Regions from separate parts of the Homo sapiens genome. Here regions 1 and 3 are each linked to region 2. Evidence: chromatin loops called from intact Hi-C (ENCODE). Cell type or tissue: dorsolateral prefrontal cortex. All regions are shown on one strand. Links, peaks and the distances in the headings refer to the core of each region. The heading gives the core; the rest is flanking DNA. Region 1 overlaps LINC02128 (long intergenic non-protein coding RNA 2128). Region 2 holds the start of SALL1 (spalt like transcription factor 1). Region 3 holds the start of LOC105371256 (a long non-coding RNA gene).

What was found. Hi-C counts contacts between places; a loop is a spot of excess contacts. Peaks named below come from ENCODE experiments on the same cell type or tissue, not always from the same donor. Only the 100,000 strongest peaks of a DNase experiment are listed, where the experiment ranks them.
Region 1: a loop joins it to region 2, with 9 times the contacts of the local background. A loop is called at or near these places in 6 of 110 quality-filtered maps.
Region 3: a loop joins it to region 2, with 5 times the contacts of the local background. A loop is called at or near these places in 5 of 110 quality-filtered maps.

The regions. Positions count from the first base shown.
Region 1 is chr16:50,860,015-50,868,343 of GRCh38, forward strand. The region is part of intron 1 of LINC02128 (long intergenic non-protein coding RNA 2128); the gene reads left to right. Among named protein-coding and RNA genes, the nearest start is that of LINC02128, 24 kb to the left of the region's middle. In dorsolateral prefrontal cortex, for the core only: a CTCF peak has its summit at 3,535; a DNase peak (open chromatin) is centred at 3,567; H3K4me3 peaks cover 884 bases; H3K27ac peaks cover 3,955 bases.
Region 2 is chr16:51,145,788-51,154,116 of GRCh38, forward strand. It overlaps SALL1 (spalt like transcription factor 1), which reads right to left and starts at 5,483. Exons shown (of 3, transcript NM_002968.3): 1 at 5,379-5,483. The coding sequence starts at 5,454. RefSeq lists an enhancer at 4,680-5,180. In dorsolateral prefrontal cortex, for the core only: CTCF peaks have their summits at 579, 4,613, 4,825 and 7,011; DNase peaks (open chromatin) are centred at 5,364, 5,714, 6,684, 7,369 and 3 weaker places; H3K4me3 peaks cover 8,000 bases; H3K27ac peaks cover 7,867 bases; H3K27me3 peaks cover 7,131 bases.
Region 3 is chr16:51,355,925-51,364,253 of GRCh38, forward strand. It overlaps LOC105371256 (a long non-coding RNA gene), which reads left to right and starts at 6,068. Exons shown (of 4, transcript XR_933559.3): 1 at 6,068-6,109; 2 at 6,660-6,887; 3 at 8,182-8,329. RefSeq lists enhancers at 2,862-3,663, 4,780-4,949, 5,405-5,574. In dorsolateral prefrontal cortex, for the core only: no CTCF peak of the experiment used is centred there; DNase peaks (open chromatin) are centred at 3,327 and 3,847; H3K27ac peaks cover 3,727 bases.

The sequences.
Region 1 (8,329 bases), core at 60-8,059, 290 kb before region 2:
CCCTTCCCCTCTTTTGGGGAATCTCCTTCCAACCAAGGGTCCTGCCTCCCTTCCCCAGGGCAGATCATGTGACTTTTATAGGCCAATCAGGAGACCTCTCCTGCCTGGAAAGAGGGATTGGTCCAGAACTGAACATGTGATTCGCGGATGGCCAATTGGAGTTTCTTCTGGGGAGATTGCTAGGGATGTGGGGAGAGAGAGGGTCTTCGAAATCAGCAGCTGAAGGACCATCCTTCCTGTTATTGGGAACCAGCCCGCCTGGTGTCAGAGCTGATGCAGAGGAGAGCTGAGACATGGAGAGAGAGGCGGGTTTTTGAGGACACTGCTTGAACCCCTGAATCCAGCCATGCCTGAAGGTGGTGTTTGGCTCCCAGTTATATAAGTCAATCAATTAATTCTCTCTCACTCTCTCTCTCTCTCTTTTTTTTTTTTTTTTCTGGAGCCGGTTTGAATTGGGTTTTATTACTCTCAGCCCAAAGAGTTCTGACTAACTCAGAGCCATATTTGGTGCCCCTTCTTCTACCATCCATCTGCCCATGTCCCTTCCTAATCTTTTTCTTTCTCATCTCCTGATCCTTCACTGTGGTTTGAGCTTTTAGGCTACTTCTTGCCAGTGGGTAGGAGAGGAGATGAGATGAGGGAAAGGAAGACAGAGTGGAAGGACGGAGGTGATGGAATGGGGAGGCAGAGGTGTGTCATGCGAGTCCAGGGAGGCTGAAAACCAAGGATGTGGCTGCAGCAACCCCATAGATGTGCACAGCTCTCATCAGCCTGCTCATTTTAGAGAGAAGAAAATAGACACAGAGAGGTCGAGTGACTTGTTAAAGGACACACAGCTAGGAAGTGGCAGAAGCGGGGTTAGAATCTGGGTCTTTTGACTTTAAACTCTGTTAACACAAAGCCTCAGGCTGTCAGAGGGAAAGGGCCCTCACTCAAGCTTCTCATTAGGCAGATTAGAAAATCTGAGGCCCAGATGGAATAGAGGCTGGGTCACTGTCCCCCCAGTGGTGATTTATGGGATGCATGGCAGAGGTGCAAATGTGTACACACACACACATAGGCACACACACAGACAAACCCTCCTATCCGAGTTCTCAGGGAGTCAGTAAAACCATTCAGGGTGATGGGAATGGGTGAATTGGAGGCACAGTCAGGAGCATAAACAAAAGCTCCTTAATAAAATATTAAACAAAGGCCAGACCCCTTCTCCACCCATCCCCACCCATGCCTGCTCCCCAGAGGCCTCTACATTAACTTCCAGTCTTGTCTCCACACCAGTGCCCCATATCTCTAAATAATGCATGTCTGCCACTATTTCCTGATTCATCAGTTTTGGACATTATCTATTGACTTTCCAAGATGATGGATGAGAATTTTGCTCCCACTCATACCCCCTCCACTCCACCACATTCTCCCATTATTAATTTTTGGTGCTTCTAGTTGGAGGCACTAGACCTTTCTAGTGGAGGACTAACTTGGAGGACTAGACCCGCGCCTTTGTTTCTGGGTCATGCAATGCTAGAAGCATCTCCTGAAGCTTTCAAAGCTCTTCTTGGTAAGATGAGGCTCTCCAGGCCCTTGCCCTCCCTGCAGTTCTACAAGCCCCCTCTCCTGGTGGCCAATCACATCCTGCAGGGACCAGACAGTCACGAGTGTCATAGGACCCTGGGCCTTGGGTCTCTGAGCTCATGTTCCATCACTCCACTCAGTCTTTTCTCTCGTGTTCTGTCTCCCATCCCAGGCTCTGCCACAGGCCCCTGCAAGGAGAGGGAGTATCAGCCTGGTCAGAAATCCTGTGGCTTTCCTGGGGACATTCTGCTTCTTGGGGTCTTATGGCCCAAGGATTTCTAATGTTGCCTCCCCACTCCTTCTGCATCATCACTTTGAAATAGAAATGAAGGTCTCCAGTGGGCTTGCTCTTCTTTTGAAATTATCTGGCTTCATTATGTCATTAGAAAAAGAGAGAACCAAAACACCCCAAAGACTGACAGGCAGTTTGACAAGTGTCAGCAGTCAAAGTCTGAATCCGTCCTCTGAGTTTGCAATCACTTAGCTCCCCCCCCTTTACCTTTAAAATAAGAACAATGGGGTCTTTTGTGGGGTTTGTTGCTTCTGCTGGGCCCTTCTGAGTCACTGCATATTTTTATGCGTTCAGTAATATAGTGTGAGTCATTCTCCAGCTTGGGGGTATTTTGGGACTTGTGGTGTTTTACTTACAATTGCAGAAAAAAATCAAATATTACAGAGGTGATAAAAAATACAGCAAATTCATATGACCCAGCTCAGTGTGCATAAAATTCCAGGACGGGAAAGAGAGCCACGGCATGAGGTCATTGCCAAGGGTTCTTTGGGGAATGTGGTTAAGGTACAACCCATTTTTTTTGCTGAAGTCAAATAAGGGGGTGATTTTAACATTCCTAAGAAATCTTCTTAGGCCAAAGGTTGAAGGTGCCAGTCTTCATCCCATTCGCAAGAGTCCAAAGAGGGGAGGAAGTTCCTCCCTCAACGAGAGCTGTTTATTCCAGATTTTCTAGTTTCTAGACTGGGGTGTTGGCTGTGGGAAGGGGGTTGGATGGAAGCAGGGATGGAGAGGATGGTGCTGAAGCTGTTTCCCCAAATGCGCCATGGCTTCAGCTCATCCGGCTCTGACAGAGCCCCCATCTCAAGAAGCTGGGGGTGACAGTGGCTGAGTCAGGCTGGTGAAAGGGCTGAGGCGGGTGCATTTGCCTTGAGAAACTTTAGGGAGAGATGAAGGAATGCTGAGTGTCCCCAAGGGGATTCTGTCATAATGGAGAAACCGAGTCACAGTTGAGCAGCTCCTTACAGGTGATGTGTCATGGAACCAGGCACTAAAGCAGGGATGAATATCACTTTTCCCCCACCAGAATGTCCCCCTTACTGCTCTGTTCCCTCTATTATACCACACACCTTGGACGAGCCACTTCCCTACTGTGGGCATTGGTTTCCCCATCTGTAACAGTGAACTAGATGATTGACAAGGCTGACCCAGCTGGATGCTCTGCTTTTCTGACATGATCTAGGCTGCTGAGACTAGAACCCTTGTTCCTCCGGGAGCCCAAGTGTGCAGGGCACCGAGGCAGGTCCTAGGGAGTGAGGTGTGGCCCAGGTATTGGGGTTGCAGCATTAATTGCATTCTGAGCACATGTCTACCTCTCAGAGCTGCGGGGCCTGTCTCTTTCTATTAGTTTAACAAGCCCTGGTATTAATGAGATTGCTCTATAATTGAACCTTTTCACGGGTCCCTCGGTAATGAAATTATGCTAATTTGCATTCAGCACCACCAGGCATCCATCACGCGGGACCAGCCGGGAGCGGCCGGTGAGGCGGCGTGAATGCGCCGCTAATTATCACCGAAATGAACAAACCCAGCAGTATTATTATTTCATCTTCTGCCCCATCCCTTCCTCACTACCCGCCTCCCCCACCCCATCTATATTTTTGTCTTTTCATTCACATGACTGCCGGGGCAGGGGTGGGAGAGGGTGGGAGAGGGTGCCGGGGAGGATGCCGCCTCTCCACTGTGTGGCAGCATGGACCAGGGAACAGCACAGGCCCAGGACTGCCCGCGGGCTCCGTGGGTGCAGGCGTGGGGCATGTGTGCACGTGTGTGCAAGAACCCATGCTGCTTCTCAGCCCGTGTGCAGCGTGTGCTGGTGTCTGGGTGTGCAAACCAACTGCATTTATTCGTGAGGCTGGGTATGTCAGAGTGTGAACCTAACCTTGGGTGTATGTCTGTGCTGTTGCGATGCAGGCATGCTTCTGTCTGGGCAGGTCTGTCTGCTTGTGTGGGAGTGTGTGTGTGTCCTTGTGAAAGCGGTGTGTGTGTCACTGTCCTGGCTGGGGGTCACAGTGTGTGTCTCTGCTGAGGGCCTGAGTGCGTGTGTGTGTGTGTTTTTGCCAGTGTGCATATCTGTTTTAGTGGGAATCTCAGCAAATATCTGTGCTTGTGTCATTGTGTGTGAGTGTGCGGTATAGACGTTAGTACATTTGTGCATGGGGCCTGGCACATCAGTGTGTGTTATAAGGTGTGTGTTTGGGATGACTGGTGTGGTGTCTGTGTTGGTGTGAGTAGGTTCTCAGTGTGTGTCTCTATGTGCCTATGTCAGTGTTTAGATGGTGTGAATATGTGTGTGAGCATCTGGCCTTGTGTTTGGGAACATCCACTTACCTGGCCTCGGAATGGTGTCTGGGAAACCCAATGGCCTGGGAATGGTGGCTCACTGAAATGGCTACACCCATAATGGCTCTTGGTGAAGGGACAGGGCCACCATGACAAGGGGGCAACTACAGTGCCCTCCTTCCCATTCGCTGAGCCCCAAGGAATCCTCCTGGTCTCTCAGGTGAACAAAGAATAGTTCAGATTGATTTTCTGGCCAGGCCTGCTGGATGGAGGCTTGGAGGAGAAATTTTATTTGATTCAGAGAAAATATTTTGATATTCCTTTTTAACCTGAGTATGTGCAGTAAGATTCACTCTGGCTTCGTTGGGTAAACATTTCTTGGGTGCCCCTCTGTGCCAGGCCTGCTGGGTGCTTGGGGCCAATGGACTGGGAGGGAAAGAGGCCACTGAAATCCTCTCCGGTGTCTATTAGGGCAGAGGCGAAGCTCCTAATAAGAACGTGTCCTGGTTCTGCTAGCAACCAGGTATTGACTTTGGGCGAGACTCTCTCCCTTCTCAGAGACTCAGTTTTCCTGGCTATAAAATGGGAGTTGGAGACACATTGGCTAAGATGAATTCTAAGATCCCTTCTAGCAATGGAATGCCATGGCTCTGAGAGTTGTACTTGGGGAGCTGCTTTTACTGTGTGGTGAATAAAAGTCTGGACTTTGGAGACAGTCAGCTCTGAGCTTGAGCAAGTTAATTAATTTTTCTGATTCTCCATTTCCTTTCCACAAAACATTTATAATAATATATGTTATTATATGTTTGTGTTGTGGCTAAATCAATAATGTGCTGGTAAATGTATAACAACCAGCTTGATAAAAAAGTTGCATGTATATATGTAAGTTAATTATAAAACTTACTGATACAAAGGAATGTAATACAGAATTTACAAATAATAAAGTATACAGTTCTTTTTATGATAAATTCCATATGGCCAGTTGATTCTCCAAGAATTCTTTTGTTGATTTTTGTCAAACTCTCCTATTCATAGACAACCTACAGTTGCAATTGACAAATGAGTATAGTTCTGACATGAATATTTGTTGGTATTTTTGTTTTTTTTTTTAAATGAGGAAGATATAAGTGAAACAACTAAAATATCTATCAAAAATTTAATTTTTTGTCATCAGCATAAGAGACTTCTTGTTGAATTGATGATTAATATCATTTTCTTTCTTTTCTTTTTTTTTGTTTTTCCAGAGACACAGCCTTGCTCTGTTGCCCAAGCTGGGGTACAGTGGTATGATCATAGCTCACTGCCACCTTGAACTCCTGAGATCAAGCGATCCTCCTGCCTCGGCTTCCAACTAGCTAGAACTACACACTTGTCACCCCATATGGCTAATTTTTAATTTTTTTTTTAAGAGCCGGGGTCTTGTTATGTTGCCCAGGCTGGTCTTGAGCTCCTGGTCTCAAGTGATTCTCCTGCTTCAGCCTCCCAAAGTGCTGGGATTATAGGTGTGAACCACTGCTCCTAGCTTTCATCAGTTTCTTGAAGTCCAGATCATCCATAAAACAATAAATCAAGCCCTGCTTTGTGGTGTTTGCTGATTTCCACGGTGTAAAGACTTCTACTATGGCCAGTTTAAAACAACATGATGTCACTAACCCTGAAGTGGGGAAGAGATGCACAGGAGCACACAAGCACATACTATTTTCACTATAAAGTTACAATAGATATAAATAACCCCAAGAGCACGGATCATAGGAGAATAATTAGAAAGTGATGATTTTTAAGAATTACTAACTTTTGTTTTTAATATAATTTATTTGATTGTAAATTTATATGATTTGATTTTTAATGGTAGATGTATTTAACAACCCACTGACACTTTTTTTTTTTTGGAAAATTGAACTATTGACCTTTGCAAGCTGGTATGAACGACCTCCAGCATAGACACTGAATGGGATAAAATAATGCAAGACCTAATACATTTTAGTTACTCAAAATAATTTAGCTATTATTGTTAGTAGTAGTAGTAGTGATAGTGATACTACATAAGTAGTATTTTAACACTACTTCTTACCCACTAAGAGATATCTGCCCTGTAACATGTTGATTTAGTCACAAATTGTGACTAATTTTCTTCATTTGTGAAATGGAGTTCACAATCCTGTCTCTATTTCCTAGAAGTCTCAGTGAAATGTATGGAAACACTTTGGGAATGCTATGTGTCTGGAAACTGGGTAGGGCCAGGTAAAGCCACAGAGACAGCAGCAAGTATAGGCAGCTTATACTTGTGATGTGTGTGTGTATGTGTGTACAAATACTTTTAAGATATTGAGATAAAATGTCAAACACTGGAGTGCACACATCTGAAGTCTACAATTTGGGCTTTGACAAGTGTGTGACTGATAACATTTCCATCACTGTAGGGGGTTCCCTAATGCCCTTTTCCAGTTCAGTCCTTCCACTCCCACCATAGGCTATGAATGTTCTTATTTTTGTCAACATAGATCCATTTTGTCTGTTTTTGAACTTAATATACAATCATCCATCATTTAACAACGGAGAATTGCTCTGAGCAATACATTGGTAGGTGATTTTGTTATTGCGTGAACATTACAGAGTGTACTTACACAAACCTGTATGGTATAGCCTACTACATACACACCTAGGCTATCTGGTATAGCCTATTGCTTCTAGGTTACAAACATGTAGTGCACGTATACTGTACTGAATGCCACAGGCAATTGTAACATAGTGGTATTTGTGCATCCAAACATAGCTAAATATAGGAAAGGTACAGTGAAAATATGAAATAATCTTACGAAACCATCATCATTGACTGAGACATCATTATACAGTGCATGACTGTAAATGCAGTCATACATGTGTAATCTTTTATGTCTGGCTTAGTTTGCCCAACATTATGTTATTGAATCCATCCATATTTAGCATGTATCAGTAGTTCTTTAGTTTTGCTTGCTGAGTATCCCACTTGTAATTCACTTATTAATGGACATTGGGGTGGTTTCCAGTTTGGGGCTATTATAACTAAAATTTCTATGAGCATTCTTACACATGTATTTGGGGGACCACATATATTTTCATCTCCTTTGGGTAAATACTACCTACGAGTAGAATTGCTTGGTCATTGGTAAGATTTACTTCAGACACCTACCTAGGGTGGTTGTACTAATTTATATACCCACTATCAATGTGTGGGACTTCTGGCTGCTCCAGATTTCTGCCAATATTTAGTGTTGTCAGTGTTTTTAATTTTAGTTATTATCGTGGGTGTGTAGAAGTATCTCATGTGGTTATAATTTGTATTTCCTTGAAGACCAATAACATTGAGCAATTTTTTGCAAGTGTATTCTATGACATTTACATATGTTCCTTCATTAAGTGCCTATTCAAATTTGTGCTTATTGTTTATTGAATTGTTAATATCTGTTATTATTGAGTTGTAGGACTTCCTTATATATCATAATTTTTAGCCTTTCATCAAGGATTTGTTTTGCAAATATTTTCTCCCAGACCATGGCTTGCCTATTAATATTATTAACAAGACCTTTTGATGACCATTTAAAAAAGTTGATGGATTCTAAGTTATTATTTTTTCTCTATTGTTATTGTTGTTTATATCTTATCTAATGAATTTTTGCCTACCCCCCAGGTAGTGAAGATAGTCTTCTGTGCTTTTTTTCTACATTTTTATAGTTTTAGCTTTTACATTTAAGTCTATGATCTATCTCAATTTGTGTACGGTGTGAGGTAGGGGTTAAAGTTCCCTTTCCACCTTCTATTTATACAGTTGTTTCAGCACTATTTGTTGAGAAAACTTCTTTCTTTAAGTTGCCTGGATGACTTTCTTGAGAATCAAATGATTGTATATGTGTGAATCTTCTTCTGGTCTCTCTATTCTATTCTATTGATCAATTTTTCTATACTTTTCATTACTATACTATTTTGGTTATTATGGCTTTATAGGAAATCTTGAAATCAAATCATATGAATGCTTCAATTTTGTCTTTTTTCTCTCTCAAAATTGTTTTGGCTATTCAAGCTCCTTTGAATTTTGATGTAAATTTAGGAATCAACTTGTAAATCTATACAAAAATAAACTTTCTGGGATTTTGATTGAGACTGTCTTGAATATTTATATTAATTCTGGGACAATGGACATCTTAACAACAT
Region 2 (8,329 bases), core at 217-8,216:
TGCAACCACCTTACTCTACTAGGTTTAGTTTTCTTTTTTGGAGCTCTTCAGAAAGACACTTCACTGTACTTCCCATTATCTTAAGATTGCATTTACACTCCCTAATAGAATTTCTCATGATAGTGGTTTAGGAGTCCTTAATTTTAACAGCCTGTTCCTTTTTTTATCACAAACATATTTGATTGATTGGTCTTTTTTTTTTTTTTCTTTTTCTTTTTTTTTTTTTCTGCATCGACCTGGGAAAAGTCTGAATCCAAATGGAAAAGTCTGAATCCAACTTAGGATTCCAAAGAAATTTTAAACACTACGACATATGCTGTGCATATTTTCTGTGATGTCTAAAGTTTCCTCTATGTGATATGCCACCAAATGACAAATTTCCTGGTACCCTTCAAGTTCACTCACTGTTCTGACGGGGATTAGAGTATTCTCTTGTGGAAGAATACAAGTGAAATCTCTGAAAAAATAACAACATGGACGAGGCGTTGCTTTTAAAATAGTGATCCAAGCCCACCTAATGTACACAATAAATGAAAGGGGAAAATGTCTTTCCCATGGATGAATCAAACTGAACACTAGATGGGGTTCCAGTTGCAAGGGTTTGTTCAAAAACTTCTTTGTGGCTTTCCTATTGCAGTGACGCGTAAAAAAGAGACTCCTTAAGGCGAGATCTAAACTTTGACTACATAAACATTGGCAAAGGCACAAGAAACTAAATCCCTGTTGTTTGAGGGTAAAACTGAGCTATGGGAACTACCTGTCAATCTTCCCCTTTGGGGGTCTGGCATCTGAGGGTGACAGGGGAATAAGGTTAGGAAAAGACGCCAAGCTGATAAGGTGAAACTAAAATAAACTACTAACTTCCTGCTAAGTGACTAGCAGGATTCAATTTGGGGGTCACTGGGAAGATACTGAAGGACATATTATGATCTGGACCTTGTCACCTTTGCATGGGAGGAGGCTAGCAAAGGTTAAAACAGCTTGACACATCTAGGTTTTCTAAAGCCTGGCACATAAACTTTTTTCTTTTTTGGGGGGAGGGGTGTTAGTTCTTTGGTTAACTTTCCACCTCTTTTGCCAAACTACTTCAGTTTTAATAATCTAAGAATATTTTTGGAATATTCTGGTGCTATCTGCACCAAGAAGTGTCTCAGAAAAACCTAGTTGAGGTTGTAGAAGGAGTTTATTCTAGTTCCTACACAGAGCTTGGCTTTTGACAATTTCAAAAACTTAACCAGTCTGCCTATTTCTGCCCCAGTAAGATCTCCACCATAAAAATGTGGAGTTCTACCTTCTAAAAGGTTCTGTTGGTAAAGACAACTTGCTACCTCCAAAAGTATAAAGAAAACAAATAGAGCCCCCAAAGAAGAACCTATACGTTGGCACTTGTGCCAATGAACTCTAGGGGAAATGTGATGTAAAATAAACCACAAAACATTCAGTATCACATATTCACTTTCACACATACTACCCTCATGCCTAACTAGACTTTGCTCATTTATGTGTTTGTTTTTTAATATTTTACAAAGTATGTGTGGCCTGAAGCAAATCACAAAAAAAACAGTTTGCATTTTCTCATTCAGAATCTTCCATTATGACAAACTTAAAACAGCTCTGATTAAACATGAATTCTTTCCAACTGCCTTATCTTGCAGGTGTTGGTTTTTTTTAAAAAAAGCAATTAATTACAGTTCTCGCTAACCTTTTGGGCCCAGAGATCAATGTGTTGCTATGAAGCTGCTCAAAATGAGCAAATTACTTCGGTTAAATAATAGAATTTCATTATTAATATAAATAAGAGGAATTTTTATGATACTTCATATGATTGTTAGTGTTTTATCTGCAATTCATGGTGTTTCATTCTTCCAATATTATCTTTTCCTTGAAAAAACTGAGCACCAAAATACTTTTTAAATAAATGAATGGAGTCTAAATGGGCCATCCATGTAGAAGTTACAGGAATCTTAAAAACGCCACCAAAGGAAGAACTCCAACACACACACACACACACACACACACACATGCACACATGCACTTACGCACACAAAACACATAACTGAAATCCCAATTTGTAGTAAAGAGCCCACATATAAAATCATTAGATTGTAATATTCCCTTTCCTCAGAATTATTTAACTTGATAAACAGTCTTTCCAGTAGCAGTCATCTTTCTGCAAGTAATTCAAGACTTGTTGAATATCATTTAGGAGACAAGTCATATTTGCCATAATCTTGGTTTCATAAGAAGCAGAAAAATTACCAAGTTTAGAGTGTTTCTGGCATAGCAGCTGTACACTAAAGTAAAATAAAATACCAGCATCCTGAAATCGACCAAATACTCATTTTTGTTTTTGTTTTTGTATTTTGTTTGCATTTGCTTCAGATGAAGCTGTCTGTGTGGCTCCTTAGCATGGTCTGGATTTTCTTTGTAAGCACACACACACTCAAACACACACAGGCAGGACACACAACACCAAGCAGCCCTAGCTGCTTTCAGCTTTGGGAGCTGCTTCTTTAGGGCTCCTGTAACTTAGGTCTACAAACTTTTCTAGGTCTCACTCTGGGTAGAAGTCATACAATCTGAGGTGCTGATAAATGAGAAGTGCATGAACTAGATTTAATTTGGTATGTTTCATATTTCATTTGTCATATTTCAAAGACCATCTCAAGACATAAGAAAAAGTAATCAGAATGTTTGAAAAGGGGCTTGCCTTCTAAAAATATAACAATGTTTCTTTACGTAAAAAACAAAACAAAACAGAAAATCCAGCTACTCCTAGAAGTATGGGTTATATGTGGGGAGAAGAATGAGATTGCTGAACTCACTGCAGAAAAGGTGACTTTTAAAAGGTAACCTTGAGTTATGTCATGAACTTTCAATGCCATTTATTTCAGAACTACTCCCAAATAAAAGAACTGGAGTATGTTAGGCCCTCCTGTATGTCCAGCGTTGGGGGAGGATTACTTGTGTACTAATATTATTACAACACACTAAATCCTGAAACCCTATTACAAAATCTACCCTCTAGGCAACTTCTCCCAAACTTATTGTTCAACCATGTAAAAACAGTCATAACCTAAAACCATTACTACTGAAGAAAAAGAGGAGGGGGTGGGGAGAGGTGAGGAAAGAAGGCTGGGAGGGGGTGTTTCCTAGGGAGCCCCTAACAGTTTACTGCTTCTTTAGGACAATGTACCAGCTTTTGCGAAGAAAAAAGAAAGGAAGGAAGAGAAAGAAATCAAAAGAAGGAGAGAAAAGAGAAAGAAAGGAAACTTGATTGAGTTACTTAACTTACCTCAAAGCTCAAATAAACTAAATTGAAAAAAATAGTACTAATAAAGAATAATGGTAAGAGGTAGTGAACTCCTTTTATATTATTGCTTTATGAGAAGACTTAACTATTAAAAATTCCTGATACTGAAGGCAAAAGGCAAAGATCTTCCACGCATCATTTCTCCTCGAAGGCCGAGACTTTTTTTTTTTAAATGTAGAAAACCAGTACAAATTTACAAAACACACTATATAATGCTCTCTTATCTCTAGTTTGCTTTTTTGTGTACAAACTGTTAACCTGAACAGTTTTCCGGTGCAAAAGGTCTCACCAGAAACTTTAGGAAAGATGAGTGTGACTGCGGGAAGCAGAAGAAACTAAGCTGAGAAAACCCGGAAAAATACTCGGCGCAGCTGCTGCGGCCTTGGGTCATCTCACCTCCATCTACCCCGCGTGCTCGCTTTCGCTTGGGGTGGAAAGCGGGGTTCAGGGGCTCTTTTCAGCGGACTGAGAAATCGCAGAGGCCGTGGGTAAGGATTCAAGCTTGAGGAAACACTGGGGGCCGGGAGGAGGGCTATTGTAAAGCATTTCTTAATTAATTTCAAGTCCTCCATTTTTTTACAGGGACCCCAAGTCAGGATTCCCCTTTCCCGACATCAGGGGTAAAGGGAGCGGGGGTCCCTTCGCTTCACTGTGCCCCAGCTCTACCGAGAGGCAGGCCTCTGGGAAACGAGCCGGGGACCTGGGGGCCCGGGCGGCCGCAGCTTAGTGGGCTGAGGTGCCGATCAGGGTCACGCTTCGGAGCTCTGTCGGGGCCCAGCTCCCTCCTTCACACCCCAAAATGCCGCCTAGGGCGTGGGCATCCCGAGTGGCATCCGGAGCCGCTGAGACCCCGCCGAGATTGCTCCTTGTGCGTCCTCCCACAGCCGAGAGGCCAGCATCGTGCCGGGACGACCCGGGGACCCGAGTCCGGGCGCCGCTACACCGCCTCGGGCGCTAGGCCTGGGAGCTTTGAGGCCGGTACCGTGAAACACCTTTAGGAGCAAGGAGGGATTCCAGGTGTCCTCCCTTTGTACCCCAACTCCCTGCCCGGATCTCTTCCACTCTCTGCCATAGCCCCCACACACAAACTTTGTTCTGGACTTGTTCAGCCCCTTCGGGACCCACAGTTGTCGCCTCCATCGGAGAAAACAAGTGCCCCTGTTTCAGGGGGGATTCCACTCTGGCTGGCCACCCGCAAACCTGGAAAACTATTCTATGACTTCTTCCCTGACCCCCCTGGAAGTAGGGAGCACCACGATCCGCAGAGGGCGCATACCGACCAGAAAGATTTTGGGGGGCAGAGGGTGCAAGTGTTGTGGGAAGAGATGCGGAGATAAATTTTGCGAGCCAGACCCCGACACTTTCCCCGTCCGTTTGCACCGTCTCCGGAACAACTGGCGGCCAGCAGCACTCTCCACCCCGGCCGCAACCCCAGCGGGTCAGGCGCTGGCGCCCCGACACCAGTCCCCATCTTCTTGCAGCTCTGAACCTCCAAAGACACCCGGTTCTGCCTCGCAGGCCGAGGGGGAGTGTGCGTGGGGGCAGGGGGGCGCAGCGAACTCCCCCACGCTCGGAGTTCAGCCCAGCGCCCGAAGTAAACTTCCTTACCGCTGGCAGCAAGGCCGGGCGGCGGAGGCCGGGCCGGGTGCCCTGGGGCCGGCGCCGGGAGCGCTAGGGGCCCCGTGCGGTCAGGCCGGGGCGACCTCCACCCGCACCCACGCCTCATGGGGCTCCCGGGTCTTGGCCGCGGCTGGGATCCCCGGAAAAGCAGGGACGGAGAAGCCAGGCCGGCATGCCCGCCCTCCTTCCCCCGGGAGGACCCAACAACTCCGGAAAGATCCTGCCGGGAGATGTGCTCGCTTTCCCCGGGGCAGCGGGGGAAAGCCCAGCAAAGGCACATTGAAAATTAAAAAGAAAAAAAAAATTACGCCGAGTGGAAGAAGCAATCGGGGCCGCGGCGGCGGTGAGGTAGGGGGCGCGGGGGCCAGCCGCGTGTGAGTGGGTCCGAGTGTGCGTGAGTGTGAGTGCGTGTGTGTGTGTCCACGGCGCGGGCCGGAGCACTCACCATCTCGCCGGGGGAGCGAGGCCACTTCGGGGTCGGATTGGAAATGTTGAGGCTTCGCTTGCTTCCTCCGCGACATGCTGGCTCAAACATCAGCTGGGGCAGAATAAAAAATTACTAAAAAAAAATCTTCTCAAAATTACGGAAATCGAGCGGCGGCGGCGGCGGCGGCTCCCCCCGCCCGCCGGCCCGCCCGCCCCCTCCCCGGCTCCCCGGCCCCGGGCGCAGCGCGCATGTGTCCTGCTATAATTATGATTATCAATAATGCATTGCGATTAATCATAGAGGGGCTCTTTGAAAGGCGATTGGCACCGGGCCAGCGCTATTCAAACCCGCTCGCCTTAATCAATTAGTTCGTGATTTGCTGCAGACCCCTGTCTCTCCGCGCGCTGGCCCAATAAGCCGGCCGCGGGGCTGGCTCTGCGCGCCGCGCCGCCCGACACTGGGTTAACCCTCTTTGCGACCGCCCGGGACTCCGCGGCCCGGCCGCCGGGGGCCGGCCTCCTCTCCACTGCGGGCCCGGCGCCCCGGCAGGCGCCCCCCGCTCTCTCCCTCTCCCCTCCCTCTTCCCTCCCTCCTTCGCCCCCCCCCACAATCCCGGGCTGGGCCGACCCAAATTAGCATGCCCTCCCCGGAATTGAGCCGCCCCGGGTGGGGGGTGGGGCCGGGCGGCGAGGGCTGGGGACCCGGGCTGCCGGCGCGCTGCGAACTTCCCAACTCGGGGGCGAGGCGCGCCGGCCCGCGGGGGGAGGGAGTCCCGCGGCGGGATCAGGGGGGAGGGCGTCCCGTTTCGTGAGTGTTTCTTCGTTTCTTTAAGAGCTACCAGAAAGCAGCCCACCCCCACCCCCATTAAAAAAAAAAATAAGCGAGTGGGGAAGAGCCAGCCCCACGCCGGTCCGCCTCCCGCCCACGGCTCGGCCTCCCTCCCGCCTGGCTCGGCGCTCCTCCGCCCCGAGTTCTCCATCCCCTGGATCCCGGGCTCGCGGGGGCGCGGAGAAGAGGATCCAGGAAAGGTTTGGGAACCTGATGGGTTTGTGGCTGGGGGGAGGGGCAGTTCTCCCGCCACCCCATCCCCTCCCCGCCAGGGGCACTGATCCTCCAGCTTCTTGCTTGCTCCCTCGCTCCCTTTCTCTACCTCGGACATTCCCAGGACAATTAGGGCTGAAGTTTTCGGGAGAAGCAGCCCCGAGCCCGTGGGATAAGGGGGCGGCCCGGCTCCGCCCAGGACCCCTCCCGGACCTCCCCCCCGGCTGCCCCGGTTGGCTGCAGGGCGCGTCACTCCGCGGGGAGGCGGCGGCAGCGGTGGCGCCGCAGAGCCCCGGGCGGGCGGAGAGCGGGGACCGGCCTGGGCTCCGAGTTCAGCTCCGGCCGGGGGGAGGGGAGGGGCTGCGGCTCACACTGAGCGCAGCAGCGAGCACCGGCCTAGGGAGACACAGCCCGGGCGGACCCGGCACTGGACTGGGCCAGTCCCTGGGACCCCTGGGCACCCCGCCCTGGGGAGGGGGCCGCGCCCCAGCCTTCCGGGACGAGGTGGCGGCGCAGAGCCGGAAAGCGGGGTGGGGGGAGGGCGGTGGGGAGGTGTTCTGTCCGAGGCTGCCTGGCGGCGCCGAAGCTCGCCTCCACTTTTTGGGCACTTGCCGAGCGCGGCGCCCGAACTTTTCGCTCTATCACCATCTCCCTCAAGCTGAGATGCAACCTCCCTACCCTCGCCCCAGAGCCCAGAGCCAGGAGCCCGATCCCTCTGCCGGGCTCAGGCGCCCGCGAACCTGAGACTCGGTACGCGGCTCAGCCTAGCTCTTTCCCCTCGCGCCTCGGGGTCTCCTCGCTCCAAGGTTCTCGAAGTCTTGCGCCCGAAGGACTAAACTAAACTAAACTTCGGCTGAGTAATGGGGGAGGAGGGGGGTGCAGATACACAATCCCTGCCCTATCTCACGATCAGGAAAGGAGAGGGCTCATAAGGACGCCCCAATTCGCGAGCGCCCTTGAGTCTGGCCGGTGCCACGGTCGGTTCGCGCGAAGTGGGCACCGGTCTCCCGAGCCGACTTCGTGTACTCCGGACCTGTACTGCGCTCCGGTAGAGGACCCTTCCCTTTCTCTTAGCTTCTTAAATCTTTTCTTTTAAGGTGTAAATGTGTGTGTGTGCCGATGAATGTTTCTGTTTTTCATCTGCTGACTTTATTTTTTTTTATTGGTATAACTTCTCCCTTCTCTCTCCCTGCTCGTCCGTTTTCCACCTTTTCTCTTACTTATCTTCTGCCCTCGCTCACTCCCTAACACACACATTCACACCCTCTCCGCCTCGCTCTCCCGTTCTCGCCAGGTCCTGATGGGTACAGTAGATTTTGATAAAAAGACAAACGAAGCTATCAGTGGGGCTGATGTTGAAGAATGAAGATAATAATGTTTCCATAGGTGGTGCTTCAAATGCCATTATTTCTCACTGAATATTTAAAGAGATCCCTCGGCAAAGATGGATCTGCGCACTCCTGGGGTGTGAGCGGCTCGCATCTCCCAGACCCCGGGGAACGTGTACGGGAGCACGTGTAAATCCCGCACCCGCCTCCATCTCACAAACAGGGGTCCTCGCACACCCACCAATCCACACTGTCCCAGGTACACGAACGCGTTTGTGTGCACTTGCACACTCCTTTCCCGGAATGTGCCCGTGTTTGGAGCCGCCCGCATCCTTCTCTAACAATCTTGGCTTCTTGAAAGTCCGGGCCTCCCGGGCACCGCATGCAGCCAGGAACCTAGCGGAGCTGGCGGTCCCGCAAAGCTTTTCTCCTGGTGCGCGCCGCGTGCGCAGCAGGAAGCTCCCGGGAATAACTTCACACGTGTTTGTTACTTGGTCTACGTGTGATTTAAGATTAAGTGTAGGAAAAAAAAAAATTCCCCCCCCCCAAAAAAACACCACAACAAACAACCAAACGAAATGAACATGCGAAAAGCAGCTA
Region 3 (8,329 bases), core at 29-8,028, 210 kb after region 2:
AGCAAGTGAGGGAGAAGGAGCTTAAAGACTAGATGTTTAGACAGGCCTGCAAGCCCCCTTGTGACCTTGCTCTGATATTTAACAAAACATTAATCTTCTTGCCAGCAATTATAAAGGATACAGTGATGTCGCTGGCTCTCGGAGAGTGAGTAATAGTAATTCCATTGTTCCCCTTTATTTATGCCTTGGCTGTACCAGGCAGATGAGGTAGGTTGGGGCTTTGATATGTTATTATTCCGCACTGGCAATACATAAAGGATGATTACACAAATATCTGTCTGTTTCGGAGGCACTGTTTCACACCTCCTTACAACTCCAGATCAAAGCGTTTCAACATTTTATTATGAAATCATGGAAATCCTCCTCTAGTTTGCATATGAATTGTAGCCTTTTTTAAAACTGCCTATGTACCCCAGTGACAGTGGCTTTTGAACCGCAAAAGGGAACAAGGTGTTAGATATTTATTCCTTGAAGGCTGTGCTAGCCGGATAATCTTGCCGAATGCTTTTCGCCAGGGTACTGTCCAAGATCCAGCAAACACAAAAGCTTGCAGGTGGGGGGACCCTCCATGTCACGCAGAGGCCAACGATTTCTCCTTCTCTTGTCAGGAAACAAAATGTGGTGTGAAAGCTTCCCTGTGGGAGAGAAGAAGAAAGAAAAGTTTATGCACCTTGCAATTTCAAGCTAAACAAAAAAAAAAAGCCATCTTTGCCTTCCTAAAATAAAATAAAATCCTTACCCAGTGGTTGGAGTGGTGGCTGTGTTTACTATAGGTGATGGCCTCTGAGGTGTCACTCAGATTTTTGCCCACATTGACTTGGCAAAAACAGAGGAGAATCAGTGGCTTCTTTTGTGGGATTCGCATATAAACTGAGTATCTCCCTTTTTAGTTGACCTCCTTCTCTGGGGACAATTAATAATCTCCCTTGGAGTGTGGAGGGTGAGAGGGAAGTTGCCTGACAATTTTGATGTTTCCAGCATATATATGTGCCCCGGGGTGTTGCTTCTTTTACAGGGGTTTTTGTTTCTTATGTGGATCTATAAGGAGTACACAGACTGCAAGAAATCAAAGCCATTTTAGTGAAGGAAGCTTTATTTGGGATGGGAAAGGTCCATTTGTAGTTACAGAAGATAGAGTTTGAACTTGAGATTCTCTGGCCTTATGGATGGGCCTCTGGCTTTGATTAGCACCTGTGGGCTGGGCGCCTCTCAGAGACCATAAAGGTGACCTGTCTTATGAAACGTGGAGGGCGAGGAGGTGCTTCATGGAGGACAGAGAGGAAGAAAGAGAAGCAAAATCATGTTCCTTTTCTGAGGGAGTCAAACAAAGTGTTATTCTACATGGAATGGATTCCAAACCTCAGCCCATCCCTGGTCGTGTGCAGGGAAATGGACACTGACCATATAGGAGACAGCTGACCCTGTGACTGAAAAATCAACCTCCCTGTTTTTGTAGAGTTGCGTGTGGTGTAGATGGCAAAGTGAGGAATTGCCAATGTTTCCTGCAAAGGAAGGTGTATCTGCAGGCCTGATTGTGCCTCTTGCTGGCTTTCATTCAAGGATACTTCAAATTTTGTTAGGACATACTATTCTTACAATAAAATATTTGTCTTCGTCTCAATTAAGAGCACCCTGAAATGTATACCATTATACATAAATAGCTTATGGAGTGACTTATAGTTTACCCCGTTTGGCTTAAAACCAGCAGGGATCTATCAAGATCACAAATCCTACCCTAACTTTGAAGCCTGTCCTGGTACCCACACCCCGCTACTTACAGACAATGTGATAGTTGACACCGTACTTAACTTCCACCATCCTACCTGCCTGTCTCTATTACTCATAGCCAGCAGGAAACCTTTGCTCATGGTCTGACCTCTCCAACTATCAGACCCCGTCTCTCCTCTCAGACCTTCTGACCTTCAGACCTGTTGACTCATGCCACTTCCCTCTACTCAGAGGGGCAAATAGTTTTATTTTATAAAGTAGCTTTAAATGATTGGTAATGTCTACCAGGAATACTGTGTTGAGAAGGATTATGAAGCTTAGACTGGACTAGGGGGTGATGGAGAAGAGCAGCTTGATTGATTGGTGATGATTGATTAGTGAGGATTGATTAGTGATGGCTGATTAAGGATGATTGATTAGTGATGGCTGCCATAGTCATAGAGGAGAAAAGCAAGCAACTGTGCTGAGCCTACAGAAGTCACAATGTCTGAGCCTGCTGGGCTGCCCACATTTCCCCTTTCTCCCTCCAAATGCTACCATCCTCCCAAATCCATAGGGGAAAAGGCCACCCTTAAGAATTTGCACCTAGAATACTGAAATGATTAATGATGTGTTCACAAATTGTTTGCATAAGGAATACTTTCTTCTTGTCATCCTGAGAAAACATGATATTGGTCTTCTAACAAAACTTGGAAAGTTAACTTGAGAGAAACCTTTTAGTTGCTCTACAACAGCCTCCTCATCAAGTAAATGTATTTCAGCATCAGGGATTAAAAAAAAAAAGTCTACTTTTGCAGGTCATCTTTTGGGATTCGTTAGGATTTGTTAGGTCACCTTTTGGAATTTGAGCATTTGTTAGAAAACAAATTCTCACCGCGAATCCTTGTGTCCTGCCCCCCCTATATACTTTAAGATATAAAAGAAGCATCAGAAATGGCCCTTCTTATAAAGAACCTGCTAAGATGTGAAAGGGCCAAGAAAGAGGATGAAGGAGAATGGTGAAAATGGCCATAGGGTGAATATTTCTGACAATAGCACTGTGAATAATAATAATTGTAACAGCACTAGCACACAGTTTGAAGGCTGTCTATGTTGCAAGTATTGCCCTTTATAGACATTTAATCCTATGGCAATCATATGAAATAGATAGTCTTACTGTAATGGTATCTTTCTTTACAGATGAGGAAATAGAGGCACCAGGAAGTCAAGATAAGGGCAGGGTTAAGACCAAGATGATTGTCCACATTGCTGGAACTTTTTTTGCATTTGGCTCCTGGGAAAATAGACTCCAAAAATTTACTTGGGTCTTTATTTAGCAAGAAATAGTATTGGTATTAAGATAGAATATTTAGATTTCCAAGAAAAAAACCAGAGTCAGAATAATCTTTTCCCTTGTAAATAAAAGAGAGAGAGAGAGAGAGAAGGAGTGAAGGGGTAACATTCCTCGGTGTGAAAAGCATAAAAGTGTCCCAGCGCTGGGCTGGCCTCCTGCTGCTGGGATGTCCCCCACCCCTGCGTTCTCCTTTCGGCCCAGCAGCCCAGCTGACATGTGATGGAGGCTCACAAAGGGAAGAATTCCACAGGCTGGGCTCTGAGCTTGTCCATAATTTGTTACATTGTTCCCCCACTTTGCTGCACGTATGAGATATGCAAGACCCCCGACAGCTCTGAGACCACTGCGGTGGCTGGGCACAATGGGGGGGCTCTGAAGCTGAATTGTGGCCATAACCTGGAGTTCCTTTGCCTTTGTGACTGCCAATAGGATGCTTTAAGTCATTGGGGTGGGCCTTTGTGAGTGCGATTACAAACCAGGAGAGGAAGGGTGAGGAAGCAGGGCTATCTGTGCACGCACGTGCAACAGTTACTAAGCTCGTGTTTCTGGGGCAGGCGGAATAGGAGCTGGGTGTTTATAACATGGTCATTCTCCTTTACAGAATCCTCTGTGAGCCGAGCTGCTAACCACTATGACAGGACTTTGTTTGGGGAGCGTGTTAAGTTAGCTTGGCTGTTTCCACCTGCTGCTCAGACCCACTGGTGACATCATGCTCGCAGGCTCACTGGCAGGCTGGAGGATTCTAGTTTCATGTCCAAAGAACAAGCAAAAATGGAGCCGATCCATGTGGGAATGGTGCCCACATCTGAGGCCTCAGTCACATGTGTCCTGAGAGCTCTGGTCAGTGTTCCCGCAGTCCATGTCCCAGATGGCCCTCTTTTGAGACTGACCCATGCCCCGGAGCCAGAGCTCTGGTTCCCTGGCAACCGTCCCTCCCTGCCTCTCCTCACCTCCCACCCTGTCCTTCTGTAGACACCTGCAGCTGGGCTGCAGCAGGCATGTAGCCATTTGGAGACTCAGTTTCCTTATCTTTAAAATGGGGGGAGCCTACAGCTCCCTAAAATTTAGGAGGAGAGGGCTAGGCCCAATCATTTCACACACTTGCTTTGTATCTCTCTGCTGCTTCCCTGTCCATTTAAAAAATTATAAAGCAGGTATTACATATTGTATACATGCAGTACCTCTGTAGGTGCTGAAGCATAATAAAAGGAAAAAAAATCATGCACTTGCCACTCAAATTAAGAAATAGAACATCGCCAATATGGTAGTGTTTTCTGTATGTTTCTCTTCTATCTCATTCCACTCTCATAAAATATGGGTCAGGTTCAGTGGCTCATGCCTGTAATCCCAGCACTTTGGGAGGCCAAGGCAGGTGAATCACTTGAGTCCAGGAGTTCAAGACCAGCCTGGCCAACATGGTGAAACCCTGTCTCTACTAAAAATACAAAAATCAGCCAGGTGTGGTGGCACACGCCTGTAGTCCCAGTTACTTGGGGGGCTGAGGCAGGAGAATCACTTAAACTAAGGAGGTGGAGGTGAGCTGAGTGCAGTGAACTGAGATTACACAACTGCACTCCAGCTTGGGCAACAGAGTGAGACTCTATCTCAAAAAAAATAATCAAAATATGTACATCCCTTCAGACACACACACACACACACACACTTAAAAATAAATAGAGATCATTTTAAATGTTGGGAAAGTTCAGGCCCATATGAAAGTAGAGAAAATATTTGATGGGTTCCCAAGTGTTCATCACCCAGCTTCAGCAGCTGGTAACTCCTGGCCACGTTTGTTTCATGCCTACTCTCCTACTTTCTTCCCCTTCATATTATTGTGAGACCAATCTCTTATGTCACTTCATTTCTTCTAATTTTGAAAAATAAATATTTTCTTTCTTTTTCTTTTTTTTTGAGACAGTCTCCCTCTGTTGTCTAGGCTGGAGTGCAGCAGCGTGAACATGGCTCACTACAGCATCGAACTCTCTGGCTCAAGTGATCCTCCCACCTCAGCCCCCTGAGTAGCTGGGACCATAGTTGCATGCCACCATGCCTAGCTATTTTATTTTTTATTTTTTTTGTGGCCTTCGTTGCCCAGGTGGGTCTTGAACTCCTGGGCTCCAGAGATCCTCTTGTCTCAGTCTCCCAAAGTGCTGGGATTACAGGTGTGAGACACTGTGCTCAGACTTGCTTTTCTTTATAGTTTTACTGCATGTGTATATATTTCAAAATTTATATATTTTTAGTTTTCCTTCTCTGTGTATTTTATAAAAGCAGGATTATTTCGTGTGTTTTCTTCTGCAATTTTTTAAAATTCAATTTTATGTCTGGAGTTCATCCTCCTTGGCATGTGTACCTGTAGCTTATTCACTCCTGCTACAGAGTAATATTTCATTTTATGAGCATTCATCATTTATTTAACCATCTGTGTATAGGCATTTAGATGAGTTCCCGTTTAAGCAATTTTAAACAAAGCTGTTGCAAATATTGATAGACATGTCCTGTGGATCATACATGCAACAATTTCTCTAAGTAGAGACCAAGAGATAAATTTTTAGGTCTTATCATATGACCCTTTCTAACTTTATACAATGATGCTAAATTGTGTTACTGAAGTAGTTATTTTAACATATAGTCCCATGCTGATATTTGAGTTCCTGCTGCTTTACATCCTCACCAAAACTTGACATTGCCAGATTTTATTAACATTTTGCCAATCTAGTGGTACAAAAATGAGTGATTTTCATGATGCTGATCATTTATCTTTCCCTTTTTCCCACTAGGGTTGAGCACTCATGGTAAACTTCTCTAGTTTTCAATCACATTTCCTTCTTGGTGAAGTTTCTATTTGTGTCACTTTGTCTTTTGCCAATTTTCTATTGAATTATTTTTATTTTATTTAATTAATTAATTTATTTATTTATTTTGAGACAGAGTCTCATACTGTTGCCAGGCTGGAGTGCAGTGGCATGATCTCGGCTCACTGCAACCTCCGCCTCCCGGGTTCAAGTGATTCTCCTGCCTCAGCCTCCTGAGTAGCTGGGATTACAGGTGAGTGCCACCACGCCCAGCTAATTTTTGTATTTTTAGTAGAGATGAGGTTTCACCATGTTGGCCACGATGGTTTCAATCTCTTGACCTCCTGATCTGCCCACCTCGGGCCTCCCAAAGTGCTGGGATTACAGGCGTAAGCCACCACTCCTGGCTGAATTATTTTTTAATATCTTAATTTTCAAGAGATCTGTAAGTATTCAAATAATTAAACTTTTATTGACTGATTATTGATTGATTGTCTGGAAATTATATTCTCCCAGTTTGTGGATTTTTTTTAACTCTTTTTTTTCTGATGAATGGGATTTCTTAATTTTAATGTAGTCAAGTTTGTTAATCTTTTACTCTGTAGTTATTTACTATTACCATTATTATTACTGGTCTTGCATAAGAAAATTGTTCCCACCCAGTAGTCATAAAGACATTTTTATGCATTTTCTCCAAAAAGCATTAATATTTTGCCTTTTATATTTAGCATGGTTAATCTGCCTGGGGATTTTGACATATAGTATGAGGCAGGGACCTAATTTTAATTTTTTTTTTCATGTAGGTAATGAATTTCCCCAGTCCAACTTATTGAATAATCATTGTCCTGAAGTAGTTAATGGATTTGAGTTACAGCTCGGCAAATTCCACAAAGAAAATAAAACAGCACAAGGTCCCCACAGAGCGACGGGAGGCAGGAAAGGGGAAGTCCATGCCACCAGAGGAATAGTTTCATTGAACGCTTGATCTTTGAGCCGAACTCAGAAGGAGCCACCCCTGTAAAGGTCTATAGGTAAAGATTTGCATGCACAGAAAACAGTGTGTGCAGAGACATGAGATGAGAATGAGCTTTGCAAATCTGAGGAACAGAAAGATTTGGAGGGAAGAATGTTGTGAGTGAAGAGAGCCTGGTGTAAGTTGAGTCAACGCTCAGAGATGGCATTTTACATAGAATATCATAGGCAATGAAAAAAATTGGGATTTTACACTAAGCATAGTGAAAAACATTTGGGAATTTTAATCAGGAGAATTGTGTGACTTAATTTATGTTTTTAAAAGATCACACGGGCTGGAAGGTGAAGAATGTACCATAAGGGCCAAAAGTGAAGAAAAAGTCCAAGCCAGAGAGGATGATGGTTAGGATGGGAAATTGAGGTGTGCTTCTGTGCATCAGCTCATCTGGCCAGCTCACACGCAGAGCACATTCCTGGGATCCCCAGAACTGGCCTTTTCTCTGCTTCTCCTGTGCTTTGATCACCAGTCCCTCTGCCTGGGAGTATCCTCCCTGAAACTGAACAGAATCCTGTCCATCCTTCAAGGCCTTGTTCACACGCTTGTTCTTCCCAGTAACCTCCTCCTTCTGAATGGAATAAATCTCTCCACCTTCTTGGCCTTGTTCTCATGTTCCTTCTCTGCCTGGTGGCTCTTTGCTCCTCCCACCTTGTTTTGGGGTTACTTATGTGCCTAAGTTCTAGTCTTTATCTTGTTGCCAGCAAGTTGAGTGACCATAGGCCAGTCTCTTTCTCTATCTGAGCCTCAGTTTCCCCATATCTAAACAAGCAGGTTTTGAGTAGATCTTCTCTGAGATCCTTTTCGGGCTGTAACACTCTGTATTACATATCTCCTGCCCCATTAGATTTAAGTATAGTGAGTTTAGGCAGCTTATTTTCATTTTTATCATTCTGTCCAGGCTCTTACTGAGTAAATATTGATTATTATTATAATGTATGTAATCATCATTTACCAATAAGCGTTCACTCTGAGCTCTAGATGATGTTTTATGTAGGTCGTAAAAAAGAAAAAAGGCAGAAATTTAAGAGTGTAGATTAGCATTCTGAGTTCCACTGCCTGCTTTGTTGAGTTTCTTCTCATGTATGGATTTGGGGTCCCTCCAGGATCTGATCATATGAGTGACTACAGACTTGCTTAACTCTCCTTTTTGGATGGTGGGAACAGGCATCTACATGAGGCTAGTATCTCTCTACCCAGATGTGTGCTGTTAAACTAACCTTGTCATTAGCTTGACTTGACAAGTGGCCTGGTGACTGGTTACTAATTATCTAGTCCTTTTTATATTGTTGTTACAGGCTGATTAAACTTGATGGGTTCTGGAGATGCCGAGGAAGAGAGGCAGCATCACCTACTTGCCTGGACTCTAGATGGGCAGCTGATCATCTTGGACAGACTGCTGGATGCTGTACCCAGGGTGGTCACTCCCAGACACCATAGAAAATG